3 separate regions of the Homo sapiens genome follow, and regions 2 and 3 are each linked to region 1. Evidence: chromatin loops called from intact Hi-C (ENCODE). Cell type or tissue: MCF 10A. All regions are shown on one strand. Each heading gives the region's core, and the rest is flanking DNA. Links, peaks and the distances in the headings are about the cores only. Region 1 holds the start of LOC399975 (a long non-coding RNA gene). Region 2 overlaps ARHGAP32 (Rho GTPase activating protein 32). Region 3 has its middle 30 kb from the start of ARHGAP32.

Region 1 (11,043 bases), core at 1,700-9,699:
GTTTCCCTTATCCTACTGTGTCAGGATTGCTATTCCTACTTAATCTGGAGGGCCACTGAATATAAAACAAGAAGGAAGGTCTGTCAGATTCTCCTTAGGTAGGTCAATGGAAACTGGACCTTTGGAGACAGAAATTACTTGTCCAAAGTCACAAGCTGTTTACAACAGAGCCAAGACAAACATCCAGGTCCTCTTGACTCCAGGTTCAAAACTCATTTTCCTGTTAAAAGTTGCTTCACTTTTTTGGTCTGTGTTTGATATCCTGGGTAATTACTGAACTTCACATGATATATTCTGCACAGCTACTGAAGATGCTACTCATCTTAAGAGTCCTTCAACCACCTATATTTCTCCAATGAAAGGAGGAACAGGAATTACTGTTTCCATGCTACACACAGGGAATAAAAGCAGTGGAGTCAAATGGCTTGCTTCACATCACAAGGCTGAAATCCAAATAAGGATTTTACTATTTTTAGGGCAAACTGATAGAATTTTCTAGAAGATTCTCTCCTAGAGTATGATGCTTATCTTTTCAAACAGAGACAAATTGGACATAACATTTCCATAATGAATGGTTCACACATGCTTTTCCTCTCAATGCTTTCCATCTCCACAGCCTCCAATATTATGTATATTATAATCCAGGATATAAAATAAAATAGTAAATAGATACATAGCCGGAAGCAAAAAAAAAAAAACAACTGTGTTTTGAAAGCCAGAATTTTACTTCTATTCTGAACATTCAGATTCATGTTTTTCTCATGAGAAATTAAACCAAACACCCATTTCTCACTTCCTCTTACTTGTCCTACAACAATCTCCTTTAAATACAAGACTAGCCCTCCCTTGTCCAGTAAAACTGAAAATATCTACTTTATAAAATCCTTACACTTTACTACCTTGGGGAATATTCCTGCTCAAGCTTCATCTCTCCAGATAGGAAACGTCTGGTTTGGTTTGTTTTTTAACCTCAAGAGAAAACTCTGTCGCATCTCATCTTCTTTAGGTCTACTTTTTTTGAGGTGCTATAATCAGAACACCTTTCCAGGTGCTGTTCCCTGGTTTTGTGGAAGAGCCCTTCTGCCTCCATCTCACTGTTCCACCGAGGACAGCGTGGGAACATCAGTGCCCTCCCCTGTCTCCTCTGGATCATCTCACTTCACTGAAGCATCAGCTAAGGCCAAGAAACTGTACAGTTTGTAGAACTGCAAGAGCCACAATGACCCCAATTCTATTTTGTTTAACTCAGAACAATGGCCTTTTTTATTTGCTCACTCTTAGTTTGAGATTAATGTTAATAAACCAGCATTTGAAGTTGAGAGGCACACCAAATTTCTCAACTGTAAGATAATTTAAATCAAATACTTCAAAAAGCAGTGTAATATAAAAGTCTCTGGATAGTAAACTAGATCTATTTAGAAAAAAAAAATTAGCTTTTATTATTTCAACTCTGAGAAGCATGCCATAAAGATGTTAATGCAAATCATAAGGAAGACTTTAGAGTACATATACATATGGGGAAAATTATCCAACCCTGGCCTAATCAAAACCGACTTTTCTCATTCATCTTTCTAAAAAAAAAAAAAAGCCAGTACCAGTACCAAAATAGAAGTGGTATTTAAATCCAATTTATAAACTTAAGAACATTATCGGGAAATTATCAAGAATCAGGATCTATAAAAAACAGAAGTATCTTTCCACCCATTCTTAATGATCTGAAGTCAGCAAGTGATTAATAAAAATACACTACAGCATACAGGAAATTTCTCAAGTTATTCCGCTTATCAGCTGTTAACTAAGTTTCAGCAAAGGAGAAAATTCTATAGCAAACAGCATAACACTCAGGAAAATAACTCTATAATCTGGAGGTGATGGTAATATAAAATATTTTAGGCATACTTTCAGGTTAGAGTTTCTAATCATCATCATCTATCACTTACTGAGTGCTTACTGTATGTCAGAGATTGTGTTAAGCCTTAATATGTACCATTTCATTTAATCCTCACTACAACCTTCCAAGGTAGATACTACTGATATTCCCTGGTCACAAAGGAAATCTCTGAGGTCCCACGACATTAATTAGTTTGTCCAGGATCAATGTTTATAAATATCATAGCTGGTATGTGAACTCAAGTCTATCTGGCTCCAAAACAAAAATTAGTACCTTTCCAGGATTCTTAACCTTATAATGGCTATGATAGGAAATAGCACATATGCTAATTAAAGTAAAAAAAAAAGTTAAGTCCTAAATCGGGGGTTGGAAAACTTTTCTTTTAAAGAACCAGATAATAAATACTTGAGGCTCTGCAGGCCGAGCTATGAAAGTACTCCACTCTGCTGCTGCACTGCCAAAGTAGCCACAGACCCAAGAATGAACGACTGTGTTCCTACAAAACTTTACTGAAGGACACTGACATTTGCGTTTTATATCATTCTCATGACATGAAATTTTATCCTTCTTTGGATTGTTTTCAACCATTTAAAAATATAAAAATCATTCTTAGCCATGGGCCAGATATGGCCTGCAGGCTACAGTTTGCCCATCCCTTCCCTAAATAATGCAGACAAATTTAAAATATTTTTTACTAAACAGTTCTTACAAATCATTAACTTGTAACCTCCTTTGGTATTGTGAACTGATACTTTAAAGAAGTTCAAAGTCTTGTCCAGCCTTGGCACAGGCCAGTAGTCCCAGCTGCTCAGGAGGGCAACGCAGGAAGATCGCTTCAGCCCAGAATTTGGAGGCCAGCCTGTGCAACATAGCATGACCCTGACTCTATTAAATTTTAAAAAGCAGCAGCAGCAGTAGCTCACAGTCTCAATAAATTTGATCTGTCTCCAAGTAATTGAAAATTCCAGAGAGTTCAAAATTGCAAGTACTACCGGTGGATTTTCTAAATAAGACAGAGCACAGAATTTTGGAACTAGAAGAAATCTAACACGTTCTCATTCCTTATCTGTTTTTGTTGTTGTTGTTGTTGTTTTGAGACAGGATCTCACTCTGTTGACCAGGCTCAAGGGCAGTGGCACAATGATAGCTCACTGTAACCCCTAATTCCTGGGCTCAAGTGATCCTTCCATCTCAACCTCCCGAGTAGCCAGGACTACAGGTGTGTGCCACTACACTCAGCTAATGGTTTTTATTTGATTTTCTGTAAAGACTGGGCCTCTCTATGCTGCCCAGACTGGTCTCAAACTCCTGGCCTCAAGGGATCCTCCCACCTCTGCCTGCCAAAGCATTTGATTAGAGGTGTAAGCCACCCTGCCCAGCCTTTATATGCATGTTTTTTAAATTTCTGTTACAACATTTAAAAGAGTTTGCTAGGCCAATTTACCAGGTAACATAGGTTAGTAACTAAGTTTATACGTAATGACAATACTTTACATATTTAAAAACAGTTCTGCAGAGCATTTTCATATCCTTTCTATCATCTGATCCTTCACAGCTCTGTAAGAAAAACAATGCAAGCCTTCTGATCCCTATTTTATAAAATGCAAACAAGCTCAGAAATGTAAATAACTTGTCCAAGGAAGGTACGCTGTCACACAGCTACTATGGGGCAGAACTGCAACCACAACCTAACTTCAAGTCCTTGCTGCCTCCTGACTACTTCCATGGACATTGGACTTCACAATCATGGGTTAAATCCGAAAAATTCTCAAGAATATTAGTCTTACTCTTTAAAAGTTCAACTATGTTAAGTTCCTTTTTGTTTCATTCTTCTGCTACCACAGCCTTATGAAGAAAACAGATGCCTAGTCCTTAACATTTATTACATGCGTCTACGATCAACATACAGTGTGCAGATAATATACTCAGGTCAGCTTGGGAAGGAAAACACTTGAATAAGTCAAGAGAGAACAAGCAACAATAAAAACATCGTTTATATAGCACCGAGAGAGAGAGAAAGTAGAGATGAATGTATTGCCATTAGTGTCGCAGGCCAACTTCAGAAAAGCTTTTGGTGACTGGAAAATGATACGGAGGTTAGGAAATGAACACAGAAGGAACATAACTACTGGAATTCAAACCAACATCAAAGGCTCTAAAGAAGACAGTTGAGCCTGTCTTGCTGGTTCTTAGTCTCTCCCTAGAAAACAAAACAGTTACATAACTGGAGAAGGTTCTTCCAACTAACATTTCCTCTCTGTCCCACTTATGTTTTTCTCCCCCACTACTTCACCCTGTCACCCACCTCAATGTGAACGATCATACAGTAAACTGGGCTTCCACCTTAGCTGTGTCCAGACAAGTCTCTGTCCAAAGTGCTGCTTTATACACGGACTGCTATAGGGACCACGGTACGAAGATAACTGGCTTAAACACAATTCCAACCTGACATTTCCATAGAGACACCTGCTCTATGAAGCATCACCATATATCCAATTCCAAGAATGACTCAGACTCCAGACATTCCTGAAAATGGAAATCACAACATCCTAATGCCTCATCTTCACAAACAGCCCCATTAAAAAGAAAACACAACATTGAGTACTTGAAAAACTTTGAGGTCATGTTGTAGTAGTAATTAAAGCTTCTCTTTCCTTCACACTCAAGTCCAAGGAACAAATATCGATTCTCAGTTAGACTTCAATGTATCCAATAAGGAAGGATATATTGAGTCACAACCATAAATACTCAAAAATATTACAACAAATCCAGTCACTGATTCAAACTAGCAAACTGTGGAGACTCTTAAGAGCCACCGCACTCCAGCACCATTTGCTTTTTCTTCTTCCAATAGAAATACAAACATAGACAATGTTTACAAAAGCAACCAATGTATCAGAAAAGTTATCCCCATTCAGACTGACTTAAAAGGTCTAAATCTGTGCCAAATAAAACTCTGAAAGAATAGAAAATAAAAGAGATGCTGACAACAATGCTATGGCCCAGCTGCCAGCTAGCCATGTAGCATCACGCAGTGCCCCAAGCATTTTAAAGACAGATTGTAACTCTGCATTCAGATCAAAATTATAATTATCCAAATTCTATTTCCTAAAAGATGACTATTAAACTGCATCCCAAGCATTCTGCTTGGGTCTCCTCCTTCCTTCCATCTTCAAGTTTCACAAACAGAAGGTGAAGCTACAAAAGGTCCAAGGTAGACTAAAGCTAAGAAACCAAGTCTGATTTTCTCTCCCTACCGTTTCTTGTGTACTGCTTAAGAAAATCTTTAACATAAATATTTGATAAAGTCAAAAAACGGGAAACCAAGGTACAGGGGTGGCGAGGAAGCGAGGGGGAAAAAAGGCACTAATGCACCACCGTCGTCCAACATGCAGCGGCAACTTCAGTCAATCGGAAAGACGAGGGGGGAACTCCACGGGAGCCTAAGGGAGCAGAGACCTCTGGCCCCGCGGGGCCCACGCACACCTGGGGGCGGGACCCGCGATGTCGCCCGCGGGCAGCGGAGGGAAACGCTCCCGCGGCTCCTCCGGGAGCGCCGGTGTCCCTGGAGCCCCCACTCGGCCGCTCCCAGGAGTCGCGGCTGCCGCCCGCCTTGGGCCCGGGGCGGAGAGCGCTGCGGCAGGCCAGAACGCCGTCCGAACGCCCGGCTCGCGGAGGCCGCGGGGAGCGCGGGGCGCGGGCGCGGGAGGCGGTGGGCCCGCAGCGCCGTCCGCCCCGGGAGGCCGGGGAGATGGGGCCGGGGGCGGGGGGACAACCGAGAGGCTCCTCCGGGAGCATGCGATCCGGAACCCTCACTCTAAAAAGAATATTTTAAGAAGGAAAGAGAGGCCCCCCGCAGCCTTCCCCGCGGGGCCTGCCCACGTCACCGGCGCCCCCGGCCCTCCCGCGCGCCCGCCTTACCGAGCCCCGCGGCCCCGCCGCGCCGCCGCGGCGTCCCTGCGCCCCGCTGGCCGCTCCGTGTCTGCCCTCCGCGGGCCGGGCCCGACGCCCTCCGCCCGCCGCCGCCGCCGCCGAGCGCCGCCCGCGCCGCCGAGCCTAGCGCCTGGCCGCCGAGGGCAGCCGCGGGGGCTCGGCCGGGCGTCCCCCGCGCCAGCGCCTCATCCCGCCTCGCGCCCCGTCAGGCTCGGGGGCGGGGGCGCCGGGCCGCGGCCTCCAAGTCCCCACCTCCGGCACGCACCGCGCTCGCCCTCCCGCGGCGGAGTCGGCCCCCGGGGACGCGGGTCCTCGGGCTCCAGAGCCTCTCACCCTGACGCCTTCGGGCCGCCCCCGCAGCGCCCCCGCCCAGCTGGCCGGCGCGTGCCCCCGCCGGAGCCCGCCGCCCGCCCAGCCTCCGCCTCCTCCGCTCCGCCTCCTCCTGCACCCGCGACGCCCGCAGCGGGGAGAAGAGGCGCGCCGCCGCGGCCGCGGGCACGAGCACGCGCGAGGAGGGCGGGCGGCGGGCGGAGCGCGCGCGCGGCCGAGGGGGCGGGGGCGCGCCGAAGCCTCGCCTGCTGTTGTCCCGGGAGCGCACGTGCGCTGCGGTGGGGCGCCGAGGGGCGTTCGGCGGGTGCCCCTAGGGGACTGGGGGACAGGGAACGCGAAGTGGGTAGAGACGCTGCCTGAGAGGTCCCGACGTAGGCTGTTGCCTCGGCCCCGGCATTGTGCTGCGGTGCAAAAATAAAAAACCGGCCGCCGCCGCAGCAGCAGCAGTAGCACCGGGAAGAGGCATCCTCCGAGACTACGGCAGTGGCTCCTCTCTACTCCCAGCTGACCCCCAGAACACTGTCACCGCGCCGCGGAGGAGAGGGGGCTTTGCCTCAAGTCAGGAAGATCCTCGCCTCTCCATCCCTTGCACATTTGGGTCTAGAATGGACGCGCCCCGGTTATTATTTGGAATCCGGGGGCCTAAAAGTTCCTTCAGTTGGCTTCTTCATTCAGAGTTATGGACCAGAAAATTGAAAGTGGCATGGCAGGGGAGAGAAAGGACAAGAAAGGGTGAAAGAGTGGCCAAACTGAAGGTGCGTGGCTAGACTGAAAAGAGGTTTTGGAGACAAGGGAAGGAGCTCCCTGGGAACCCCCTGCCTGTGGATGGCACTGCCCTTGGTGCTTCCCCTGTTCCTTTTGTTCAGCCCCCAAAGGCGGTGCAGCACTTCCACCTGCAACGACCATCTGTGTCACAGAATACAGGAAAGATATCTTGACATTCTACCGCGTTCTATTTTCATTTTTTTCTTTCAAGCGTGTACCTTTCACTTCTGACTCAGTTTGGTATCTAAATAAATGTTGGGGGTGATTAACCTACAGAATTCACTCTTATTCTCAAGTCTACCGATGCCAAATACTGCATCATCTAATGTCACTGCAGTAATTTGGGTCCACTCAGCATTTAGTCATTTCAGTGGGAGTCACTGAATATAAAACGTGGCCTTGACCGCGATTAGCAGAATGTCAAGGGCATACGTGAAGCAGGATTTCACCACATCCTGGAGAGAAATTAGAGAGTGAACATGCACAATAATCCCACTCTTCCAGCTTCAGTGTAATCAAAGTTGCTTTAAAGAACAAGTACTAGGGAAGGGATGGAATGAGAAGATTTGCCTAGAAGCACAAACTAGGATGGGAAAATTTGAAAGAAGCCAACTTGAAATAAATGCATGGCAGCCCTCTGCTGGAAATAGTCAGGTGCACCTGAGATTCATAAGGGTCTTCATGGATACCTCCTAAGTGCTACAGAAACAGCAAGGTAAAGAACAAAAACTAGAGACCTTCGACTTCAGCATAATAAGGCCATAGTTTAAAACTCTTCTTTCACCAAACTGCAGCAATTCCCTGGGGTTCATCTTTGGGCCACAGAGAGCCATCTCTGCCAGAGAGGGACAGGTATGGATTAGGTAGCTTTTGTTGTTCTAGGGGTTTGTTGAGCATTAAACACAAACATCCTGTGATAGCAAGAGGAAGTCGTGTGGGACAGAAAACCAAGTCACTATGAGAAGCAAGTTTTGCCCAAGGCCCCAGTCTCTTGGCTACTCGATGACAATATGCATTCTTTTCAGAAATCCTTCACATCCCACAGTTTCACCACCGCACCCTGAAAGTCAGCCACAGCAGCTGAATGGATGTTAAATGGTTTATGGTTAAGTGGTGGAGGTACATAATATATAAAAGAGCTAGGATTATGCATACATTGGATGACACAGATATTTTACTTTAGAGCCTCTAAACATTTTGGTAACTTTCTCTCCTTATATGTAGTATATCTAGTTTATAGAAGAGAACAAAGGGATGCCATGTGTGTTTTCCAAAGATTAGAGGTGTTTGAGCAAGTTCAAGGGTGCTGGTGATGCTCCTTAACCTCATTCTGAGCCAGCACTCCCTCTCCTTGGGCCACACTGTCCAAATGTCCTGTGTCCTAGTTATTATTGCCAAACCTGCATATGAACTGGAAGTTGTGATTGCTGGGTAACTCTGCAGCCATCTGCCCTTGGCGTTTCAGATGTTTGTAATCAATTACCTCTGTCCTAATAACACCCTTAATGATTAAATACATAAATCACAAAAAATTGCAACATTCCTTATACAAGAAAAAGTCTGTCCAATGTTAAATAACTGAATGTGTAGCTTATGTATGGTTTGATTCAATATGTACAAGGTGAGGGGTAGGAGGGGAGGGGAAAAAACAAATTCCCCCTCTTGCCGAAGCTATTGGAGACCTCAGGCTGGCCTCCTTTCTCAGTCTTGGCACTGCTGTCTGCCAGGAGGTAGCATCTGGGTTCACTCCTGGCATCTCAGATCTGTTGCATTGCAGTCCCCTCTAGACGCTGAAGCAGCGTCACGGTGCAGACAAGTAGGGCCAGTGACGAGGGCAGCCACACAGAGGACTGCAATACGTACCTAACCTTGAGTTTGAAAGATGGCCTGGGAATTGAGCAAGGGAGAGAGAAGAAGCTTATTTGCATCCCCAAATTGAGAATGCTCAACAGCTGTATTGAGAAAAGTTGCTGAAAGTAGGCCAGGTTTCATAGAGAATTTTAACACAGAATTTTCCCAAAGCGACAATTGACATTGTCTTGCTTATTTATTCTTTCCTGGCCAAAGCGCCAGCTGCATATTGTGTCCCTATTAAAAAGAGATGTCAAAAAAAGATGTGTTGTCTGTCTGTAGCATACTCCTTGCTAATATTGACGCTCGTGAAACAGCCCCTGTAAACATGGAATCCATGCCCACTACCATGGGCAACATTTTAAGGAACACCAGTACTGCTGTTCACTGAGATGTTATTAATCCCTGATGCATTCATTGAAATGATAAACTTTCCATCTTCTCTCCTTTCCCTATCACATTTTCATCATGAACCTCTATCATAGTAATTCAGAACTTTGTGTTATTCTCCTATGAAATTTTTTTTTTCAGTCTTTAAACCTTAACACCAACTCCACCTATTGACATGTCCACTTTTGAATGGGGTCCTTGGCCTCCTCTGTGATTCTATCTGCTGCCTGCCCCAGGGCTCTGACCGTGGGCCCCTCCTGTTCTCTTTCTACACTGCCACCCTAGGCAGCATCCTCCAGCAAGGCTTTAAGTAGCCTCTACTTTTAACCCTGGCCCCTCCCCAGCACTCCACCCTCTTATATCCTGCTGCCTCCAGGCATCTCCATTTGAATATCTCCCACTTAATGTGTCTCAAACAGAACTTTTGATTTCCATATTGTAAACAAAACCCAAAACTGATTCCTCCAAGTCTGCCTCATCACAGGACAAAAAATATCTCTTCCTTTCAATCACCACGTTCATTTTAGCCTACCTTCAAATGGTACGGAAGCCAATCGCATCCTTCTCTCTTAACCACGAACACCCATGTCTGCCCTCCCCGTGATCTTTCTCCTGGGTGACTGGGACAGACGAACCATCACCCTGCTTCCACTTTTTCCCCTCCACGGTCTAGCCTCTACACAGCCACCAGAGAATTTATTGTAAAGCATTGGTAAGATAATGTCCTTGTTCTTGCCCAAAACACTCCAGGGCCCTGTGCTTCTAATCACACTGCAATAAAATCCAAAGTCCTTTCCCAGCCTTTCAAGTCCTTTCAGCCCTGACTCACCAGTTCAGTTTTTTACCTTTTGCCATTCACTCTGCCTCAGCCACACCCACCTCCCTCCTGAGGTTTCTCAGACCTGCCAGGAAGACTCCACCTTCCTGGCTTTTAAATTAACCTTCCTACTACTATATAAAATAGTTCTGCCTTCTCTGTCCCCTTACTCTGCTTCTTTTTTTTCTCATAGCACTTATCACTACATGATTATGTTGTGTAATCAATATTTATTATTGGACTCTGTTCCTAAAATGTAAGCACCATGAGGGCCTGGACTTTGTTTATTCACAAATGGGTATGTTTATGCCAAATGAATACATAAATGGTACTATCAGGGTGCAAAGTCTTTATACACACTTCTTACCTGCTGTTGTGTATTGCCATGGATCTATCTTTATACTTAGTACAAGTGGAAACAATTGCAAAGTGTAACATTATGTAATTTAAATTTCCTGTACTTTCAGCTCTGACCTCTCCCCAGCCCTCCAGCCTCATATATTCCACAATAAAATTATATCATTTGCAGTGCACTGCAAGTCAAATCAAGACAAACTATACTGAAAATCTAAGAAAATATCAAGATTCAGCAGAGAAAGGTACATATTACATGAGGAATTTAGTGCCCGTAGGACAAAATCACAGTCTAACCTTGCAATTAGGTTTTAATATGTAGAAATTAAAGGCACAGAAAAAGCCAAATTATATGAATTGGCTTCTCAATCCAAACTGAAATAATCACCATGGTGAGAAAGAACATAAATTTTAGGAGGACAAGTTTCCCTTTCATTTTTTATCTTATCTCACTATGTAGTCTTGGACAAGGCAATTAACATCTGTTTTCCCATCTGTAAAATGGGCTTGCCCGCTGTCCTCTTTAGTTGGGTATCATAAAGATAGAATGACTTAATTATTATAAAAATGTTTTAGAAGAAAGGAATTTTGCAAGTGAACAGTGATTATTATTACTTTCCAAACTTCTTTGTGTAATATTTTGAAAATGAGGAAGAAATAATATATTTTTTCAATGTGTCTAAAGACTGAAGTGAATCAGCATTTCTAAATC
Region 2 (11,043 bases), core at 1,240-9,239, 140 kb before region 1:
GTAGTTCAGATTTTGGGGTCATGTAAGTGTTATAAGTATTTGTAAAATTAAATTAAATTAAATTAAAATGGGATGAAAGGGCAATCCCTAAGATCAAAAAACAAATAAAACAAATGAACTTAATTATAAGTTGGTACCTTAAGCACACAGAGAACAATTACCTCAAATGACAGTGAAGAAAAGTACTAATAATATATTCCTAGTGGGATATGTCCTAGAGATGAAAGGAAACAAACTGTTTGGGAATAGTGACATTATCGTTCTGAAACTATTAAAAGAAGACGATTAAAGCAAACAAATAGTTGTTAATGTCACTAAAAACTAAGGTTTTAATCATAAGAGATACAAATATAAAATCGAAGAAATTAAGGAGAAACCCATATTCATTTCTTTTTTGAGGGTGTGTGTCTGTGTGTTTAAATAAGGCAGCTAGACTGACAGTGGACAGTCACATGCAGATGATGTATTAAATCTTGATTATGGCACAGCATATAGTGTTTTATGATACACGTGTGTAAGATTATAAAATGAGAATTCAATACTAATACAGTTAAATTTGAAGCTGATTAAATACTAAAGAATGTTCAGTGTCAATTACTGTACATTAACATGCAGCAGGAAGGAGGTAGAATATCACAGGGCTTTTTTATTCTTTTCTTAACATTTTAATAAAAGCACATTAAAATATATGACATACATTTATCAAATTTATAGATAAAAGAAAACTGAAATGGACATTCACAAACTGAGTGACAGAATTCAAAGAGATTTTTAAAAGCTGCCAAGACAAACCAAATGAATGTGAAGTTTATCAATAATAAAAACTGAAGCCCTGAATTTAAATTCAAAATTCAATTATATAAGTATGGGGATGGGGAGCAAACTGTTTGACAAGAATTCATGTAACAAGATCTGAGATCTATAGTTTACCACAAGCTTAATATAAGCCACAAGTATACCCTTACTGGTAAAAAAAAAAAAAAAAAAAGAACAATGCCGTCTTAAAAAGTAGAGCATCTCTAACAAGGGAAATATTTGTATCCCTATAATCTGAACCAGTTAAACCACATAGAGAACAGTTCATCCATTTCAGGAAAATACAATTTGATATGGAAAACTTGCAAAACTAGGAATTAGCAATGTTTTATTCTGTCTACTTCACTGTTTCCTAATCCAAAAAAATATTCTACCATTCCTCCACTGTACAGACCCTTTAAAGAATCTTTCAAATAGCTTGTTATCTTGGTCCCATATTCAAAGTGCTAATATTGACTGGGTAACTGTAAACTGACTTAAAAGTAGTTTAACACACTGTGTTCTGATACAGAACCACAAAGCTGGCTACTTCTACATTCAGCCCCACCACAAGCCCATCCTCTCCATATTATTTATGTGTCTAACCCTTTCAAAACACTATAAACTCCATACTGACAGGTATTAACAGAACACCAATGAGTATTACCAATTTTTAACTAAGAAAACAAAATAGCGTATTGAGAGATGTTCAACATAATCACAGAGTTGAAAGATAACTCATTTAGACATTCCACTGTAAAGAGGAAACTGAGACCAAGAAAGAAGAGATTTGCATAGTGTGTTAATCACAGAATTTGAACTGGATTTTTATCACAAAACCTACCATGTCTAAAACAGGCATATAAAAAGTTCAGAAACAATGAAGTTTTAAAAATAAAAAATTAGAACAATGAGAAATAGCTTTCCTCTTATCAAAATTTTATATTTTAAAACTTTCTAAGACTGAAAACAATGGCACAAAAGTCGCTAAACATTACTTATTAGAATATGAATTAATAAAACCCTTTTGGCAAGTAATTTGGGAATCTCCATATTAATTAGTTAAGTAATTCCCTATAAAATAATAGTAAAAAGAAAAAGCAAAACTCATCATAAAGGTATTAATCTAAATGAAAAATATATAACAAAACTCAGTCTTATTAATTAAACAGCAATAATATGTCCTATTACTGTATAGTCATTAAATATGTTTATCAACATTTTCATTTAACATCAACAACAACAGATTATATATATGCTTCCCCTGCCCAATCGATTTTATGGTATATTAGTGAAATTAAAATTTCTAAAATATCTGTAATTTCCATTGACAAATGTCAATTGATATCGTTTGACTGTGTCCCCACCCAAATCTGATCTTGAATTGTAACTCCCACAATTCCCACATGTCATGGGAGGGACCCAGTGGGAGGTAATTAATTGAATCATAGGGGGCGGGTCTTTCTTGTGCTGTTCTCGTTATAATGAGTAAGTCTCACGAGATCTGACAGTTTTATAAAGAGTTCTCCCGCACAAGCTCTCTCTCTTTGCCTGCCGCCATCCATGTTAAGACATGACTTGCTCCTCCTTGCCTTCCGCCATGATTGTGAGGCCTCCCCAGCCATGTGGAACTGTAAGTCCATTAAACCTCTTTTTCTTCCCAGTCTCGAATATGTCTTTATCAGCAGCATGAAAACAAACTAATATATCAATGTTATCACGTTAAATATATTATGAAGTATAAATACCAGAGAAAACATGTAAGACTGTGGTAGGCAAAATTCTAAAGAGGGTCTCCCTTGCCCCCCAAGATTCCCACCCCATGGTTGTTCAATCAATCTAGGTACTGCTGAGAATAGAGGGTGCAAATGTAATTAAAATCCCAGGTCAGTCGATCTTAAAATATAAAAATTATCTGGATAGGCCTAATCTAATCACATGAGCACTTCAAAAGTAGAGTTTTCTCCAGCTGGTAGCAGAAGGGAAAGTCAAAGATTTGAAGCACCAAGTACCACCCCTGGCTTTGAAGCCTGAGGGGGTCACATGAGAGGGAATTCATGCAGCCCCTAAAAGTTATGCCACCACACCTCCCACAATGACAGCCAGCAAGGAAACAGGGACCTCAGATCTACAACCATAAGGAACTGGATTCTGCCAACAGAATCTGCAGATGAGAACCCAGCCCAGCCAATACTTTGATTTCCGCTTTAGGAGACCCTGAGCAGAGAACCCAGTTAAGCCTGCCCAGACTTCTAACATGCAGAACTGTGAGATAATAAATGGGTATTCTTTTAAGCCCTTAAGCTTGTGATAATTTCTTATACATATTCAACAAAAAACAAATACTAACAACATCTAAGACCTTAGGAATTTCTGAGTGCTCTCAGATTTTATATGCTCCTTTATCTCTCATGGAAGTAAAACTCTTTCCCAGGACTTGGGATGTAAAGCCTCAGAAGCTTTTGCCTCCCAGCACTCCCAGGACCCCATTGAATGCAATGACTTCAGTACCATCCCAAACCACCTTCTTAAGGCTTCCTCAAAGGAGTAAGCTATGCACTTGAAGGCAAATCCTAGAGGAAGGAGCAAATTCTGCAGGTGAGATAGGTAACTGGAGGGAGGTACACAGATCTGACACAGTTCAATAACCAGCTCTCCTATCTCCCTGGCAATCTTGCATTTTAAGTGTGAAGTCTACAATCTGTTCCACATCCCATTCTGCAGTTCTCAAGACAACACTCTTTCCCCCTAAAGGGAGGAAAATTTAATTCCTTTCCCTTTCCATGGCAACGTTTTTTAATTCCCCCTTCCAAGGTGTCTACCACTGTGTCCACTAGCCAGTCTTTTTCAGAGATATTTTCCTTCCAGTGAAACTGCCAATTCCTTTACCTATGGCAACTCCCATAATATACAATAGGGAATATGAAGTTTCACCTGCACTGCACAGCACCTTAATAATCAGGTAGAATGCTTATGTTTAAATGGAAAAGCAAGGAAATATAAAATTGTATATTGTCCATAATTATTTTAAAAATCATATTCCCAGACATGATGGGAAAGGAGAATATATCCCAAAGCAATATTCTTTGAAACTAACCATTTGAAGACATTTGTATAAGGAAAAATGTGCTTATACGGATGTTCTGTTAAAAAACTCTCAGCATTGCCATAAAAAAGGATGAGTTCATGTCCTTTGTAGCGACATGGATGAAGCTGGAAACCATGATTCTGAGCAAACTATTGCAAGGGACAGAAAACCAAACACTGCATGTTCTCACTTATAGGTGGGAATTGAACAATGAGAACACATAGACACAAGGCAGGGAACATCAGACACCGGGGCCTGTCATGGGGTAGGGGGATGGGGAAGGGACAGCATTAGGAGAAATACCTAATGTAAATGACGAGTTAATGGGTCCAGCAAACCAACACAGCACATGTATACCTATGTAACAAACCTGCACGTTGTGCACATGTACCCTAGAACTTAAAGTATAATTAAAAAAAAAAAAAGAAAGAAAAAATGGTTAAGATGGTAAATACTATGTGTATTTTATTACAATTAAAAATAAAATATATAAAATCAAAAAAAAAAACTCTCTGCATTGTAAAAAGCCTATACCAAAATAATCTCACCACCATGGGAAATAGGATTATGGGAAAGCCTCTTTTTTTTTTCTTTTCACTTTTCTGTATGTTTTATTTTTACAAGGGAAAGGGCAAAAGAGATAAAGGGAAAGAAAAAGGAAAGAGAGAAAGAGAAAGTCACAAGCTAGCTTCTTCCTCCTCTGCGTATTACTTACAGCAACCATTTGCAAATGTAAAACAACCTGTCATAAATCAATGAGATTAGATAATCTATATAACTACAATGTGCAAAGCTAGGCATTCATATTTATGGTCAGGAAAGAACAAGAATAAAAATGCTTCTATGAAGAAATTTGCCCATGTTATAGTAGTAAAAAAGATTTTTTTGTTAATCACTGAACCAAATTATGAGTTATCTGATATAAGCTATCTGAACAGTAGTGGAGACCCCTCTCAAGGCAGAAAAAGAGAGGAAGAAATACCCCGGCTCTTCCCCTCTTTCCGCCCTCCTGTCTTCCACGTGTGCTTCCCATTTGCCAAACCGAGCCAAAAGCCTGCTGGCAAAGGAGCCTGAGAAATGTTATTTGCCAGGATCGGCCTCCTACAGTAGAGAACAGAGCAGACAGAAGGTAGGATGTCCCAACTCCAGATCTATGACATTAATTACTGAACAGTACAGACATAATTACATATACAGTACAGGTTCATTTACATAAAACGCTCTCATACTTTGACAAGGCACCGTAGTCAAATAACATACATATGTATATTTATATACATGAGATCAACTGAATAAACAAGGTTTCAATACTAAATTTGTACTGTCATGAAAGGCAAACTACTAATCAAAATGAGTAGTTAATAATTAAGAACAATAAAACATCTGAAATTGCCATGGAAAATCAGAAATAATATCACCCAATACACATTCATAAAGGACATCAAAATGCAATCAGTGTTAAGTATATGCTGCTATCAAAGTGGACCAGGATTGCTCTTTTTCTTAAAGGAAAAAAAAAAACCACTAAAATATGCATGGGGAAAGTATAATAAGACTTGATCAAAGTGTTCTTTCTGTATAAGGCTAACAAAAAGCATCTGAAAATAATTCTGAGGAAAAAGTGACTTTTTGCCACTTTTCACTTTTTTTAACAGATTCAAATTTTATTTATTGTATTATCTTTATCATTTGTAGTCAGAATTTGACAGAGGTCACAGAAGCTTTAGATTAATGTTATAAATATTTCTTGAAATGGTGACAAAAATATCATTTCTGCTTAAAATATAGTGATGAAGGGGAAAAAAATTTGGCCTCTTAAATAGAAAAAAAAATAGCAGCTGTCTATATGCTGGTAAAACTGCATATATATATATATATAATCAACTGAATAAACGAGATTTTGATACAAAATTTGTGCTGTCAAGAAAGGCAAACAGGACTGCCAGTTTCCTGCAGTTTAACCATAAGAAACACACATAATGAATTTCTGAAATGACATGTTTTAGAAGATTTTACCATTGGTCTAAGTATTGTCCCCTTTCTTAAAAAGAACAGAGACAATGTAGGGGAAATCCAATAAGTAGTCCTCCTTTATCTGTTATTTCACTTTTCACAGTTTCAGTTACCCATGGTCAACCTCGGTCAAAAAATACTAAATGGAAAATTCCTGAAAAAAACAATGTATAAGTTTTAAACTGCATGCAGTTCTGAGTAATGTGATGAAATCTCACACAGTCCCGCACCGCCCCACTCCGTCCCGCCTGGAACATGAATCATTCCTTTGTCCAGTGCATCTACACTGTGGACTACCCGCCGGTGACTCACTTGGGAGTCATCTCAGTGACCAGACCAACTCTCATGGTATTGCAGTGCTTGTATTCAACTCACGCTTCTTTGACTTAATAATAGCCCCAAAGCACAAGAGGAGTGATGCTGCCAACATGGATATGACAAAGAGGAGCTGGAAAGTGCTTCTGTAAGTGAAAAGGTGAAGTTCTCAACTTAATAAGGAAAGAAAAGAAATCATACACTGAGGCTGCTGAGATCTACAGGAAGAATGAACCTTCTATCCATGAAACTGTGAACAGTATATCATTATAACTGTTCTGTTTTATATTAGTTATTGTAAATCTCTTACTGTGCCTAATTTATAAATTAAAGTTTATCAAGTACATATGTACTAGAAAAACCACAGTATATATAGTGTTCATTACTATCTGCAGTTTCAGGCATCCACTGGGGGTCTTGGAACATATTCCCCTTGGATGGAAGGAAACTATTGTACCATCAGAAAGATAGATTTATTAAAACTGTGTTATATTATTTTGAACAACAATGTTACTAAAGTGATTCTTAAAAAATAAGTATGTCACAAGGAATTCAAATAACTGAGTTACATGTGTGAATATCCGCAAAAGAATTTTGATATAACAAAATAGACTTAATGCTAAAAACAAACTACAATTTTCTTTACTTATTCAAAATTGTTGCAGGTCCTTAGAAAAATCATCACTGTACAGTACTAAGGAAAAAAATAATTAGGCTTTTACATGTTTATATATTGTGAGTTCAGGTATGAGTCTCCACAGAATATGGCAATAATTATTTAAAATACACAGACACTTTCTAAATCGAATCTGTGAATGCTGTTTAGTGGTTTCTCTCAAAATTCTTTTCAGCGTTATGCACCTCCATCAGACTTGATAACAGCCTAGCAATTTTACTAAAAAAACACTTCACATATAAGAAAACTCAAGAGCTCTGAACTAAAAATAGTGCTAAATGGGGAATATTTCCTAATGTCTTAATATCTGGGCACCACAGACCAGGCTCAGGAACACATCCTCCCATGTGTTATCTAGCACCACCAATGTGGAAGTGCCAAAAACCAGAAACAGGAATCAAAGAAGGTGACAGGTAAATTTCAGTAGCTGGTAATTCACAAACACAGAAATAGCCATCAAATAAGCCCCAAGGGTAAATTGTATCACTATTCTTATTCAATTCTCTATTTTGAGTGGGAACAACAGGATGAGAAGACTGAAGGAAAAAACATGATTTCTGAAAGTGATTATAAAACTAGCTCTTCTGCAGCAAGGGTGTTGCCTTAAACTTCACTTCTAGAAAATATCTCCTCAGAGAGCCAATTAACCACAGGGAAAAATTATTCGGAGGCGATATTTAAAATAATTTGGAAAAAACTATTAGAAAGCACCATTAGCATAATAATCACAACTCCTCTGCTAGGCAACAGCTGGTTAATCAACCTAAAATTAACACATTTACATATTAGCAAAGCTTTTAAATGTTATACTTTTCTATAACTGAGATTCATCCTTTCCTTCATCTCAGTCCCTTATCATTAAAGATACTCCTAAATTCAGAAGGCTCGCTAAAAATACAGGGTTCCAACAATGTATATAATTTTACCAGACATTTTATACAAAGGTTCCTATGAAACTCTAAGAACTTTACCTTTACAGGTACTTTATTATGGTAAGTTATTGTCAGTCTTCAGCGCTGCTAGAAAATGATACTGATCTCTTTCTACACTTGAATTCTGTGTACATTAGATTTACTAGTAAAAATGTGCATGCAATATTTAAAGATATATTATAAATATAAATGATATAAATTCTGGGAAAAGAGTATGAATAGAAGAAGGGTAGAAGAAAAGAAAGACCACAAACTAGATGTTTATTTTGAAAAATTTCTAATAAAGGAAGAAATAGCAAGATCCTAGACCACCATGACACTCCAAGTAAGACCTAGAAGAACCATTGTCCCTCCACCTGCATGTTTCATGTAGTTTTTTCCTTGAATATCTTGTAAGTTTTAAAAATTTTTTGAAAGGCTATACAACAAATCATATCAGTAAAAGCAACATCCAGATCACCTAACAACTTAAAGAGCATGCTTGAAATATAGTTTTCAGTTTAATGATTAACAATAGTCACATGCTTAAGCATTGGTTCAACAATTCAAACGGTTATAGGCCTTACGTTATGAAACTGCCAATTGTTAAAATTTTGACCTATAAAATTATCAATTTCATAGACTCCAACTATCAGAGTTCTCAGTAACGTATTAAATAACTTCAATAATTAATACCACTTGATTCATGCCAGAGAAGTCACAGAATCTTTAGCCAGAGAAGTCATAGAATCTTTAGCCAGAGAAGACGTACCACGGGAGAGGATAGGATAGAGACAGACTTAACAGTTGTTTACTGAAGAGCTCCAAACAAACTGGCAAAAATTCAAAACCTGGGCTTTGCATATTAATCAATGGTTACATTTGTGATGGTTCACAAAGCAACATAACATAAAACATTCCGCTTTTAAAGACTGAGATGATAAACATCACTAGGTCCTCTGAATTAAAATTCACTCATAAATCAAAATAAACAGTTAAACATCACACAGGAATAAAAGAGCTAAGGATACTGATTTAAAAAACATTTGCAAATACTTTTTCTTTTATTCAAATTGAAAATGTTTTTACAAGTTGATGGGTTAAAAAGAACCAGTCTAAATTTCACCTTATCTATGATTTCAGTTATCCACAGTCAACTGCAGTCCAAAAATGTAAAATGAAAAATTCCAGAAATAATTCATAAGCTTTAAACTGTGTGCCATTTCGAATAGTGCAATGAAATCTTGCAGTATTATGCTCTGTCTTGGCCAGGACATGAATCATCACCAGCATATCCACATTGTATATGCTACACATACATTAGTATATACAGGGTTCAGTACTCTCCGTGGTTTCTTTCTCTTCATAATTTTAATATCTTATTTTCTGAAAGAGCCTAATATTTAATTGATAAACAATCTCACTGTAAACTGTAAATATTTTACTTTTAGTAATTCAGAAAAACTATAGCATTTTATTAGATTTCTTGAAATACTGAATCTAGTTACAGATTTATGAAGAGTACATAACCATAAATTACAAAAGGATAGAGCCCCATTTTAGGTTTTTACCATTGTTTTGATTTTTAAATGACTATAATAAATATAAAACTCCTTAAATTTTTAAGTTCCAAAATTTCCAGCTCCTTTTTAGATATGTTTATTAAAAAACTAATATTCTGATGTCATAACACAAATCAATAAAAATGTAATACTTAAGCCCTTTTATCTCTGAAGTAATTTAAAAAATTAACCAAATGGAATTGAGTGTAAATACTCCATAAAGGGCTCCCTAAATAAAAAATTTCACTCTCAAAGTTATATTTCACTTAGATTATTATTGAGAAAAAAGGGTCCCTAACTTACTTATTGCTTAAAATCAGTATGATTTTTGAGAGAAATGGTAGTAAAATTGTGGCTCTAATCTCATTTATACTGTTTTCATCATTCACTACACACTTTTGCAACCTAGCATTGCACTTATTTATTCAGAGTGATGCTTTATTTTTTTAAATAGAAGAAAGATTATGGCACCTGCCCTCAAGGAGCTTACACATAAAGAAATTAATAAGAGTATAAAATAAGAATATAATGAGATGTTAAAATGTATTATATAAATAGTATTTTCCATAAGTGCTTAGACAATTCACTGTGGATTCCAGAAGTGAAATCAGTAATTTCATATGTATACAGCATATGACATTTTAATACAGAGTAAACAGACCATCACATGAAATACTAATGTCACCTTTGTTCCATTCAGTAAATTCAATACAGATTTACTGAAGATTTAAAAATTGTAGGAAAAGTAGGGGATTGAAAAAGAGGCAAAAAAAGTTACTGAATGTTCTTTCCCTGGAATGCTGGCACCTCTGAGGATTGCCTGATTCCATAGGCGTATGGGATTTTGTTTGTCTTTTGATTCAGCTATTTTACAACTCTGCAGAGATGGAACTTGCCTTATAGAAAAATGAGAGTAATACAGATCATTCCTATCCACAGAAATGCAAACTGTACCCAGTGAAACAGAACAGTTTTGCCAGATTTACATCCATATGCATGCATTTTAGAATGGTTGCTCTATAAGAGTATGGTAATTTTTGAATTCTCCTTTGAACCACTTTTAACAACTGACTTGTTCTTTCATTAATAATGAGTTAAATATCTTTGGCTTGTGCTCATTCTATATTTCTATGAGAGTCATGATTATATCCTCTTTTAAACTTTATCCTTCAATAAAATGAAAACAAGATGACCCCTACCCTTCCTCAAAGAGCTCACAACCTAGTAGGGAGACAAAGACATTACTATTCAACTAGATTAATACAATAAGGAAAGCATCATGATACAGATAGGAACAGCATACTATAAGAAGTGAAATAAAACTATTTCCCATCTGAAACTTTTAGGAAAGCCTTACATCTTAAGTTACTTACATGAATAGACTTAGGGACAAGATAGATGGTGGATAGCAGACAATGCTAACGTGTAGCTCCCACTTGGACAGACAGAACAGTGTGTGGAGAACACCATGATCTTTACCATGATCTTTTGCTCCAAGAACCACCAAAGAAATGTATCAGGAAAATCAAAAGAATTCAAAGATCTTTGAATGAAGCAGCATGCCACTGCAAATTGCACAGGACAGGCAAAAAACTGAGTTCCCAAAGTATGAGAGGGAGAAAACCTGCCTCTGAACACACAACCCCACTGGAGAATCCATAAATCCAGATTACAGGAAAATGA
Region 3 (11,043 bases), core at 2,135-10,134, 56 kb before region 1:
TAGTGATTTGTTTTTATAAGTTTTTTTCTAAAATTATTAATTTCTACTTTTATTCCACCTCAACTATTTCTATTTTGGGAAATTTACTGAAGTTTTTTTTTCTAAATGGCCCAATATATAATCAGTTTTTGTAATGTTCCAAGAGAACTTGAAAATAAGGTGTGCTCTGTTTATTGAGCATAAAGTTAAATATATTTTAACTAAATATACCTCACATTAATCAGGTTGTTCTAAATCTTTACTTAATTTTTGGCTACTGCTTTGTCCAATAATTTATTTTTCCTTATTTTTTATAGTTTTGACTTTATGTTTGTTAATGCTATGTTATTTGGAGCATGAATAATCAGTGTGCACTCTTTATTACTGTAAACCTCCTTCTTTGCCTCTTTAAATCTTTTCTGCTCTAAATTCACCCTGTCTGATATCAAAACCTGTATGTCCCCCTTTCTTGTTAGCTATTGTTATAAGTAATCCAGAAACCTGTGGTCTATGCTCTGAAAACTAAGCTGCCACCACAGTAACACAAACCATATATAAGGTTAATGAAGAAACTGATACACAACAGTAGTGCAAGATAGGTCACCCTGGGGCCATGTCATGCCAAGGGGTATGCCTTGCCAAAATCTAACACTGCCTAAGTGGTAGGAAGATGTTAAATCCCAGGCAGTATTTATTTTTTAAAAGTTCAGTATAAAAGATATCTCTCTTCTATGAGCATTTTCTAGAGCTAACTTTTATAACCATGTATATATATACTCTGTAATTTATATATCATGAATCACAGAACTGCCTGAGATGTCTTTATACCTCCTCTAGAAAAATATACTCAAAGTAAAAAGCTCAGTACTGTCTATTCTCCATTTCTGATTTCTGAAGATTTTTATTTAAGAAATGACTAAGAAAACAAGTTTTGAAATACTCCTCAAGGATTATTCTAATTTTTGAAATAAATACACCAGTCAAAGAAATAGACATATACACGTCACTGAAGTCAGCTTTGCAAAATAGTTAAAAGCACTAGCTTGGTAGTGAGTTTAAACCTAAGTTCAAATCCCAAACGTGGTGATTACTGTGGGACCCTGGGCAGGCTACTTAACATAGGCCTCAATTTTCTTACCTGCAAAATTGGACTAATAGGAACAAACTGAGAAGGACACTGGGAGAATTAAGCGTGACAATGTACACAATGGACTTAACACAGTACCAACTACACAGTGCTTGTAAGTTGCTCTTGTCACTGTGCAGACTCAGGTAAAACATCAAAACCAACTGTGATATCTACTTTTAAAATCTGTTGACACTTAAGTCATTAGCTTTATGCAAATTCAAAACCTTTTAAATATCATTTCATGACTTTAAATATACTGTGAAATATTAAATACGTTAAATAATATCTGTTTATTATAAAGCTGATCCTGAGAACATAAGACAAACTTATCGATAGTAGCCCACTGCTAATGAAGTGCAAACTTCCTCAAATGATAAACATGCCCTGGTCCTTCTATACTTAACATTGTTTCTTCTGTCAGTCATAGGAACTGTTTATAACTCTCCACGTTTATCAAGCTGTTTCAAGTTCTTTAGAGAGATGGTTCCCTACACCTTCAATGCATTCCATCTCCCACTGCAGCTAATCTCACACACACACACACACAAAGCCCCCTACACAAAATCCTACTTGTCCTAAATTAGCTCAAGTGTCATCTCCTTTAAGAACCCTTCCCTGATCTCCTCAGATATAAATTGATATTAATATAAATGGCAATGTCAGAACTATAAAAGGAGGCAGGAGAGATGAGACAGAAAAGGGACAGAATACATACCAAAGGAAGACAGAACGGGGGAAAGGAGCCTGAGTAAAATATTTTCCAAATGAAAGCGTCTGACGCACTGGAGAACTTCCACCCAGTGCTGAATGTAAAAAACAACAACAACAACAAAACTATTCAGGATGACAATGCCTAGCCAATGAAAAAGTAAAACCTTATAGTAACACAAGGTGGATACTGCAGGTTAGATTCTCCAGGAAGCAGACTCTGACACATTTGTCAAGTAGAATGTTAATGAGGGAGTGCGGGTGAGAAGAACATCTGTTGTAAGGAGGAGAAGAAACAGGAATTGAGCAAAGAAAGAAGTTGAACAGATGAACTTCACTGCAGACCCAATGAGAGCCACGGCCAACCCTTCAGGGAGCACTAAAGTCAGCATGGCCCTTCAGAATTGAGAAAGGGCAAGAGAGACAGCCACCCTACATCAACCAGCCATTGGGCCACATTGGGATGAGGTGCTGCATTCAATTAGATTTCAACCTCAGATTATGATCTTGAGAACCTGATCGCTGACTTTTTAGAATTCTTCTCCCATTTGGGGCATTATTTCAAATAGAAATACCTTTATTTTGAAAGGTGTGCTTTTTTCCTATCAGGAAATAAATACAAATTTCAGTTGCAAGTACCTAGGACTATATATACAAAAATCATTCTCTCATTCTTTATCCATGCTATTGAGATAGTTGTAATTATCAATGATAAAAATGGTTATGAATTTACAAAGCATATCTTTTCCTTCCATTCTGTTTTACTGAGTTCAAGCTGAGACACCTTTTTGGTAACTTTTCTAGTATTCCTATCCTCACAAATGATAAACGAGAAAATTTAAACTAATGTTTTGGCTGTTTCTGAGATCTGTCATGCAATTTATGCTTCACATAAGCAGCACACAAGAGTAGAGAACTAAAGTCTTGCAAACCAGCAAAAATCACACTGTCTGGCAATCTCTCAGACTAGCTGGTCATAGTCTCTATTTTTCTGGCCCAGAAATATTTCTACAGTAATTTTTCAAACTTTTCTCATTTTTTATAATTTCAGTAACATTAGCATACTATGCATAAAGATAAGCACTTAAGACTTCTTGCCTGACGCTTTCACAAGAGCACTTTTTCTGCCACACAATTGTCTCCCAGAGTGAAAAAAGTAGAGACATGCTCCTACTTACAAACAAAAATAACATCTGGAGGTTATTAATATTCACATTAACTACACACATACACACACACACACACAATGTTCATTCTCAATCCCACATAATTAGTCTGCCAGGCTTCAAGCAGAATAATCCATAACCATCTTGACATGAAAAAATAAAACCTGGCCATACAGTTTTCAAACACATTTCTCTACCCTAAAGCTCAAGGACAAAAAGTGAGAAGAAATTCTACTTTGGGCAAATGAGGTTCCTGAAACTATAGCACTTGCATAAATTACTTTAGAAAACTAGATCAGACAGACCAGATCACTTAACAATGAATATGTTTTCCCTATATCTGAAACATTCTCCAGAATGGATCAACTTTTTTTAAACCAGAATATCATTAACTGAGATAATGTAGCTTAAATCCCTTCAGTATGTTTATTCACCATTTGGAGTGTCCAGGAGCACAGAGAATGTGGGAGGAAAAAAAGATAAATCAACACAGTTAAATTTTAAGGCAAAAGGAAGGGTCTGTATACGGCACAGAACTAAGAATTTTTCTAAGTGTGACTGATACTAACAATGAAAATCCGTGAATAAACTTTGGAAGCAAGGGGGAATGGAAAAATACATATATTTTAGCTTTAATGCATCAGTACAACAGAAAACAAAAGGTCACTCAAAAACTGTCCAAAACCTAAGTAGAGTACATATTCCCCAAGTACAGGAGAATACATAAATTTTTACTTGCCATGGTCAAGTTTTCTCAACATGAGAAGATACAGATTCCTCAATAAACACATACCCTCTGATTAGAATCCAGTTTGGTTTGATGCAGTGGATTGTGAACCATCTGCATCACAATGACCTGCAAAGCAATTAAAAATGCAGGTTTCTAGGCTCCACTCTAGAACTAGTAAACTAGTTAAGACTCAGAAAGCCGCACTGTTTAAGAACTTGTAGGTGATTCTCTTACATTAAAGCCTAGTAACTGTTTTTGTGTAGACTCTGTAATGGTAACATATTTGCTCCAAGTTATATTTTATTCATTTTTACAACTATTTTACAGGTTAAACTCAATTCAATGGCACAACAGTTCTGAAGTCTAACTACACATTACAATTCCCTAAGGAGCCTTTAAAACATACCAAAACCTGAATCTCACCAACTACACCAGATTCTCTAGGGATAAAGAGAGGGTATCATTATTTATTAAAAGCTCCCTTGGTGATTCTAATGTGAAGCGATGTTTCAAATACAGCTCAGAAGATGCTATATATTCTAACTAGGAAAAAAAAAAGTCTACAGAAAAAAATGAAAGAAATAATGTCTGGAAGCTGAGGACACCGATATTTTCAGACACATAATTTTCCCAGTATGATATAAAGAAAACTGGAAAATGATACTGCCCGCAAAAATAAAATCTATGCGAAGCCATGAAGTCTTATTTTAAGGAGGCAAAGTTTCTAGCAAAGACAATAATAAGATAACCACCATATCCATTTTAATTGAATAGAACTTTTAATGTCAATTAAACATCACAAACTTCTATTTATTAATGAATAAGAACAAATTTAAAAGAAATCAGACAATGAACTAGACTTCTAAAGGAAGGGGTGGGCTGAAATATGCATTTTAATTTTGCTCCCTCCTAAAACCCCATTACAATCGAAACAAGCTTTGTAATTGTCATTACTGTGTGTGTGTGTGTGTGTGTGTGTGTGTGTGTGTGTGTGTGTGTGTGTGTGTGTTTATGGTAAAAATTCATAGGCAGCAGAGATGAGTGGAACCAATCCCAGTCCTGAGCTGCGCCCCAGAAACTCCAGGGCTCTCTGCACCCATCCTGCAATGGTGAATACTGAAGAAATGAGGAAGAGTACAAGCAGTAGAGGACAAACAGGCTTTCCGGAGGAGAGCCTCAACCTAAAGCTGAGGCCAATAGTGGGCAAGGGCAGGAGGTCCAGGCTGCTGTGGGCTATGATCACACCCCTGCACCCTAGTCTGGATGACAGAAGAAGATCTTGCCTCTAAAAAAAATTTTTTTAAATAGTAGGCAATGGGACCCTATGCTCCAACCCTCTTCTTTCTTTCTGCTCCTCCTGGACGTACCCACAGTATGTTACTTGTGGACACTCGAATCTTCTCTTTCCTTCCAAGACCTCACTGAGTCACTGGCCCTCTTTACTCAGGGACATTGTGAATATGCAGGACCCAAAGAATCCTGCAGATAGGCACTGTGGGACCAATTACTTCTGAAATATTGACAACTATAGCTACTATTGGAGTTTACTGAGCAACAGGATGAAGAAACAGCAGCATCTGAAGCATTCATTTACCTTCAGCATTGATCAAATATTTTAAGCAGTACTGGTCTCTTTTGCTACTCTAAAGCATATTCCCTCATCAAGAAGAAACGTGACAAGTGAACCTAAGAGTTACAGAACCCTCAAAGAGACCAAGTGATAATTAACTTGGTCCAGTTTTACCAGCAAGTATATGAAAGCTGGTATCTTAGTGTTTTTTCTTCAGTGTCCAAGTTCAGACAGGTTAAGCAATAGGTTCAGACAGGTTAAGCAACTTTCCCAAGGACACAACGCTACTAAGTAAAAAAGCCGGAGAACTTCAACCTTGATGTTTTAATTGCCAAAAGCTATGCCCTGCTACACTACAAGACACAGGAAGTTTTCTCAAATTTTAAGTAGAATTACACCCTAATTAAGTGTAAAAATAATTCACAGGAAATAAATTTCTGCATGGTCCAGAAAGGTTATATCCAGGGAATAAACTGATATAGCAAAAGGGAGAAGAGAAAGATAGTTACCCTCGTTTCCAAGAGTTTAAACAGAAATACACCTGGGAAAACCTGTTGTCACTGTTCTCATTCACAACCTACTTTTTAGTACTCTTTAAGTGCAACCTCTCTGGTAACTGATTTTATGCAAAATTTTTCCTGTAAATCTGTTCATCCTGCAGCAATCTAATAGTGCAATACTTCTTGTTTGCAAACTTTTAATGTAAAAAGATATCACATGGGGATCTTACTAAAATGCAGATTCTGACTGAGTATGGCTGGAGTCGGGAGATGCTGTATTCTGGGGGTAGAAAAAGGATATTGCAGTATCCCCTTGACTAGCAAGGATCTAGTGCAGTGCTGTGTCATACTATAGAAATAATGCAAGTGGTATATATTGTTTTAAATTTCTTAGTAGCTACTTTAATAAAACTTTTTTAAAAGGTAAACTTAATTGTTGTAATATATTTTGTCTAACTCAATACATCCAAATCATTATCAGTTCAATGTGTAATCAATATTCTAAAATTAATGAGATTTTACATTCTTTCTTCATACTAAGTCTTTGAACACAGCTTGAATTTTCCACTTACAGTACACATTTTAATTCAGAATAGCAACATCCCAAGGGCTCAATAACCACATATGGCTAGTGGCTTCCTTACTGAACAAATATAAGTAGACTGAATTTTAGCTACTCTGTACCTCTAGCTTGCTTGGAATGTTTAAACAGTTCAAAATTTATCATTAGCCAACTACATAAAGCTTAGCTGTGGTACCAGTGGAATTGAAGAGTGCTTTTATTTGTTTCTTACATTTTCCTTTTGTCCTGACAATTCATGACTGAGTGCTGCAGCACAGGACGGATATAATAGGCAGTGAAATAGACTCTAGGGAGGGGTGGCAGAAGGCTGGGTGATGGCAGGAATGGTAGTGGGAAAACAGAAAGTTAGTGTATTTTCAAGATATAATCTTGGCATAGTTTAGGAGAAAAATGTGGAAAAGATGTTTGCTTACTTTTATGAATACAGATGTTTTCACTAACCTTTTAAAAATCTAAAATAAAGATCTGGTTTAGATACCAATTTAAATACCAAATATTCATTTTTAAAAAACAGCTAAAGAAGTAAAAGACAGCTGATCCACAGCAAAACAAAAAGTAAATTCAATACTCCTGTCAGAGAGAGCCAAAGAGATTTCTACATGCCAGGATTTCCCAAAGAACATTAAGCAATTAAGATGAATAATGTCTATGATACTCACCAGAAACAAAGTTTCAGCCAAAGAAAGAATCCACTAGACATCTGCCCAGATAAGATACTTAAATCACATTTTGGGACTACTTGAAGTAAATATGAAGAAGCAGTACCAGAAACGTCAGGGTGGAAATAAAAAGATACCAACTCAATTCACTTGTTGGCTTTCTTCTTGAGTACAAGTGAAGAGCTGATAGGCTCCATGGTGATGACGAAATAATGAAATAAAAACCAAGAAACAGCTGATCTAAGTGCACTGTTGTCCATTAACTGAGGTTTTGCATTCAGACAGGAAAGCAGTAAAGACAACAGATGTCAGCACCAATGTCCTATGCACTACACCATCCACATTCTGTCATGGTTGCAGAATTCTCAGAATTGGGCTGGAATATATGGCAAGAGATTCAAATTTCAGAAGGCTTGTAGGATCTAAATCCAGATTGTAAAATATCTAAAACAGAATGGTCATGTATTAAAATCTTGGTAGTTCAAACCAATGACAGTGAAGGAAAGGAACCTACATTTATTGAGGTTTAAGTAACAGCCATAAGAATTACATCAGTGAAAACAGTAGAGTGAGTACCTCTGAAAATTCTCTCCTTAACTTTTTCAAAATTCTGGAAATTAACTAAAAGCTTGCAGCAATCCATGGAACATTTTTTCAAGAAAAACAGCTGAATCTCCGTAAGAACAGCAAATTTAATGGTATTTCAACTTACCCTATTCCTTCCCTCTGATCTGCAGCTCCACAGTCACCATGAAAACCAGCAACACATAATACCACTGAAAGCCAGGAGCCTGGCAGCCACCAACGGATTTTAAGTGCCTTCAAAGCCTCATTCCCAGAGAACTGTCATTATATCAACCTATCCGGTGACATCCTCAAACACGCTACTTGGACTGTCTTTATTTGACCTGACTCACAGCTTGGCTAGAGCAAAAAAAAAAAAAAAAAAAAAAAATCTCTTCCCCACAAGCATTTGCCTAAAATATTTAGAGGGCCAGGTGGGGTGGCTCATGCCTGTTATCCCAACACTCTAGGAGGCTGAACCAGGAGAATCATTTAAGGTCAGGGGTTTGAGACCAGCCTGGACAACATAGCAAGACTCTATCTCTATAAAAAATTAAATATTAGCCAGGTATGATGGTGCATACGTGTAGTCCCAGCTACTTGAGAGGCTGACACAGGAGGATACCTTCAAAGAGTTTAAGGCTGCAGTGAGCTATGATCATGCCACTGCACTCCAACCTGAGTGAAGGGTGAGAGCCTGTTTTGCAAAGAAAAAAAGTATTTTGAGGCAATTATTTAATGTTGTGGCTGCCTGAAATGGTAGAAAGCAGTAGGACAAAGATAAATACACTAATGAAAAAGCTTAAAAGAAAAAACTGAGAAGTAAGATGCCCATGGAGACTTTGAAAAGTTTAGACATATTCCTGAAAATCTCAAAGTCTATTCACATGTACAGGGCTGTGTGTATGCTCAGAACTGTGTACATGCTCAAAGAAGTCCGGACAAGACTGACTCAGAGGCTCTGTGCAAGAAGGAAGTGATGGCTAAGCAAAGTTATCAAATGTCTGGATGACTGTTAAAGGAGTGTACCAACACACACAAAGAGCCTCTCAGCAAAAACTGGGAAAATGACTGGTCCCAGGAGTTTAAGGAAATCTGTACAATCACTAGCTGACCACAAAGCCATTTGAACAGACTTCTGTGGCCATGCACAGAGAATACAAACTTTACAGATTACAGAAAAGTCACCTAACAAATAAAAAACAACAAACAGCAACAATAAGGATCCTGGAGCCAAATATGATTTTCAAAGTTGCCACCCCACTATATTATATAAAATGTCCAGTCTTCAACAACAACAACAAAATTACAAGACACGCCAAGAAATAAAATAGTATGGCCTATACATAGAGGGAAAAACAATCAATAGAAACTGACCTTAAGGAAACCCAGATGTTGGCTGTATTAGACAAATATTTTAAATCAATTATCTTAAATACGTTCAAAGAACTAAAGGAAACTGTGCAAAGAAAGTATGAGAATGATGCTTCACCAAATAGAGAATATTTTTAAAAAGCTATAAGAACCAAACGGAAATTCAGGATTGAAAAGTACAATTACTGAAATGAAAAATTCACTAGAAGGGCTCAACAGCAAATCTGAGAAAATGGAAGAAAAATTCTTCAAATATGAAGATAGGTCAATTGAGATTATCTAATTCTTCAAATATGAAGATAGGTCAATTGAGATTATCTAATCCAAAAACAGAAAGAAAACAAAATGAAGATAAAGGACCAATGCCTAGAGAACTGTAGGACACCATCAAGCACACTTGCATACATACAGTGAGAGGGGAGGAGAGAAAGGAACAGAAGGACTATTTAAAGAAATCATGGCCAAAACCTTTACAACTTTGATGAAAAGCATTAAAATCTGTATATCCAAAACAAACTCCAAGTAGGATAAACTCAAAAAGATCCACACCTACATACCATAATCAAACTATCCAAAGACAAAGCAGCAAGAAAAAAGTGACACATCACATACAAGGGATCCTCCATAAGATTAACAGCTGGTTTCTGATCAGAAATCATGGAGGCCAGAAGGCAGTAGAATTACGTATTCAAAGTGCTGAAAGAAAAATGACTGTCAATCAAGACTTGTGAAACAATGTCATTTTCCCCCTTTCTTCCCTCCATTATGGCATTCTTTTCTGTTAAATATTTTCCAGTACAAAAAAGGGAAAAAAGAAATTGTTAACAAGACACATAAAAAACTAACAGCAAAATGGAAGAAGTAAATCCTATCTTATCAGTCATTACGTTAAATGTACATGGATAAATATTCCAATTAAACATTCCATTGACAGAATGGTTAAAAAAGAAAAAAACATGATCCAAGTATATGTTTCTACAAGAGACACACAACACACTATATCCACCAAATATGATGAAATTAAGACATTCTCAGATAAACAGAGACTAAGAGAATTTGTAGTTAGAAAATCTGCCCCACAAGAAATAATAAAGGGAGTCCTTCAGACTGAAATAAAAGAACACTAGATTAACTCAAATGCAGATGAAGAAATAAAAAGCACAGGTAAAGCTAACTACATAGGTAAGTATGAATGACAGTATAAATGTATTTTTGCTTATATTTTATTTTTCTTTTCTTCTTCTACCTAATTTAAAAGACTGTTGCACAGAGCAAATCATAAATTTGGTTAACGGGTACATGATGTATAAAGAATAATTTGTATGAAATAACAGTACAAAGGAAGGGGAAGGGAAGGCACTATATGGGAACAAAGTTTTTATATACTATTGAAATTAAGTGAGTATTAATTCAAACTAGAGTGTTATAAATTAAATTTTCAATTGTTAATTATAATCCCCAGGGCAACCACTAACAAAATAACTCAAAAAATATACTAAAATACAAGATAAGGAAATTAAAATTATGCACTGGAAAATATCTAACAAAAAAGAATGCCATAACGGAGGAAAAATGGGAAAAAATTACGTAAGACATAGAAAACAAATGGCAAAATGGCAGAAATAAATCCTATCTTATCAGTAACCACATTAAATGTACAAAGACTAAATATTCCAATTAAACATTACATTGACAGTTTAAAAAAAAAAAAACTGAACTAAACATGATCCAAATATATGCTTTCTACAAGAAACACACTTTAAATATAAAGACATGAATAGGTTGAAAGTGAAAGGATGGAAAAGCTATTTCATGAAAACAATACCAAAAGGAGAGATGAAAATGGCTACACTAACATCTAACAAAATAAGACTTTAAGAAAAAAACTGTTACTAGAGACAAGGGATACTTTAGAATGATAGAGGTAAATTTGTAGCAGACATCCAACAACAGACACCCAAAATACATGAAACAAAACTGACAGATTTCAGAGGACAAATAGACAATGCAACAATAATAGAGACATGTATCCCACTTTCAGTATTGGATAAAATAATTAAATGGTCAACAAGGAATAGAGA

What was found. Hi-C counts contacts between places; a loop is a spot of excess contacts. Peaks named below come from ENCODE experiments on the same cell type or tissue, not always from the same donor. Only the 100,000 strongest peaks of a DNase experiment are listed, where the experiment ranks them.
Region 2: a loop joins it to region 1, with 4 times the contacts of the local background. A loop is called at or near these places in 12 of 110 quality-filtered maps.
Region 3: a loop joins it to region 1, with 3 times the contacts of the local background. A loop is called at or near these places in 7 of 110 quality-filtered maps.

What each region holds. Positions count from the first base shown.
Region 1 is chr11:129,273,334-129,284,376 of GRCh38, forward strand. LOC399975 (a long non-coding RNA gene) reads right to left here and starts at 9,831. Exons shown (of 2, transcript NR_145484.1): 1 at 9,693-9,831. It also overlaps a transcript of ARHGAP32 not described here. RefSeq lists an enhancer at 9,698-10,199. In MCF 10A, for the core only: a CTCF peak has its summit at 6,133; a DNase peak (open chromatin) is centred at 6,288.
Region 2 is chr11:129,137,328-129,148,370 of GRCh38, forward strand. All of the region lies in intron 2 of ARHGAP32 (Rho GTPase activating protein 32), which reads right to left. Among named protein-coding and RNA genes, the nearest start is that of ARHGAP32, 49 kb to the right of the region's middle. RefSeq lists an enhancer at 5,415-6,614. In MCF 10A, for the core only: no CTCF peak of the experiment used is centred there; DNase peaks (open chromatin) are centred at 4,954, 6,194 and 9,084.
Region 3 is chr11:129,216,814-129,227,856 of GRCh38, forward strand. It overlaps a transcript of ARHGAP32 not described here. Among named protein-coding and RNA genes, the nearest start is that of ARHGAP32, 30 kb to the left of the region's middle. In MCF 10A, for the core only: no CTCF peak of the experiment used is centred there; a DNase peak (open chromatin) is centred at 7,028.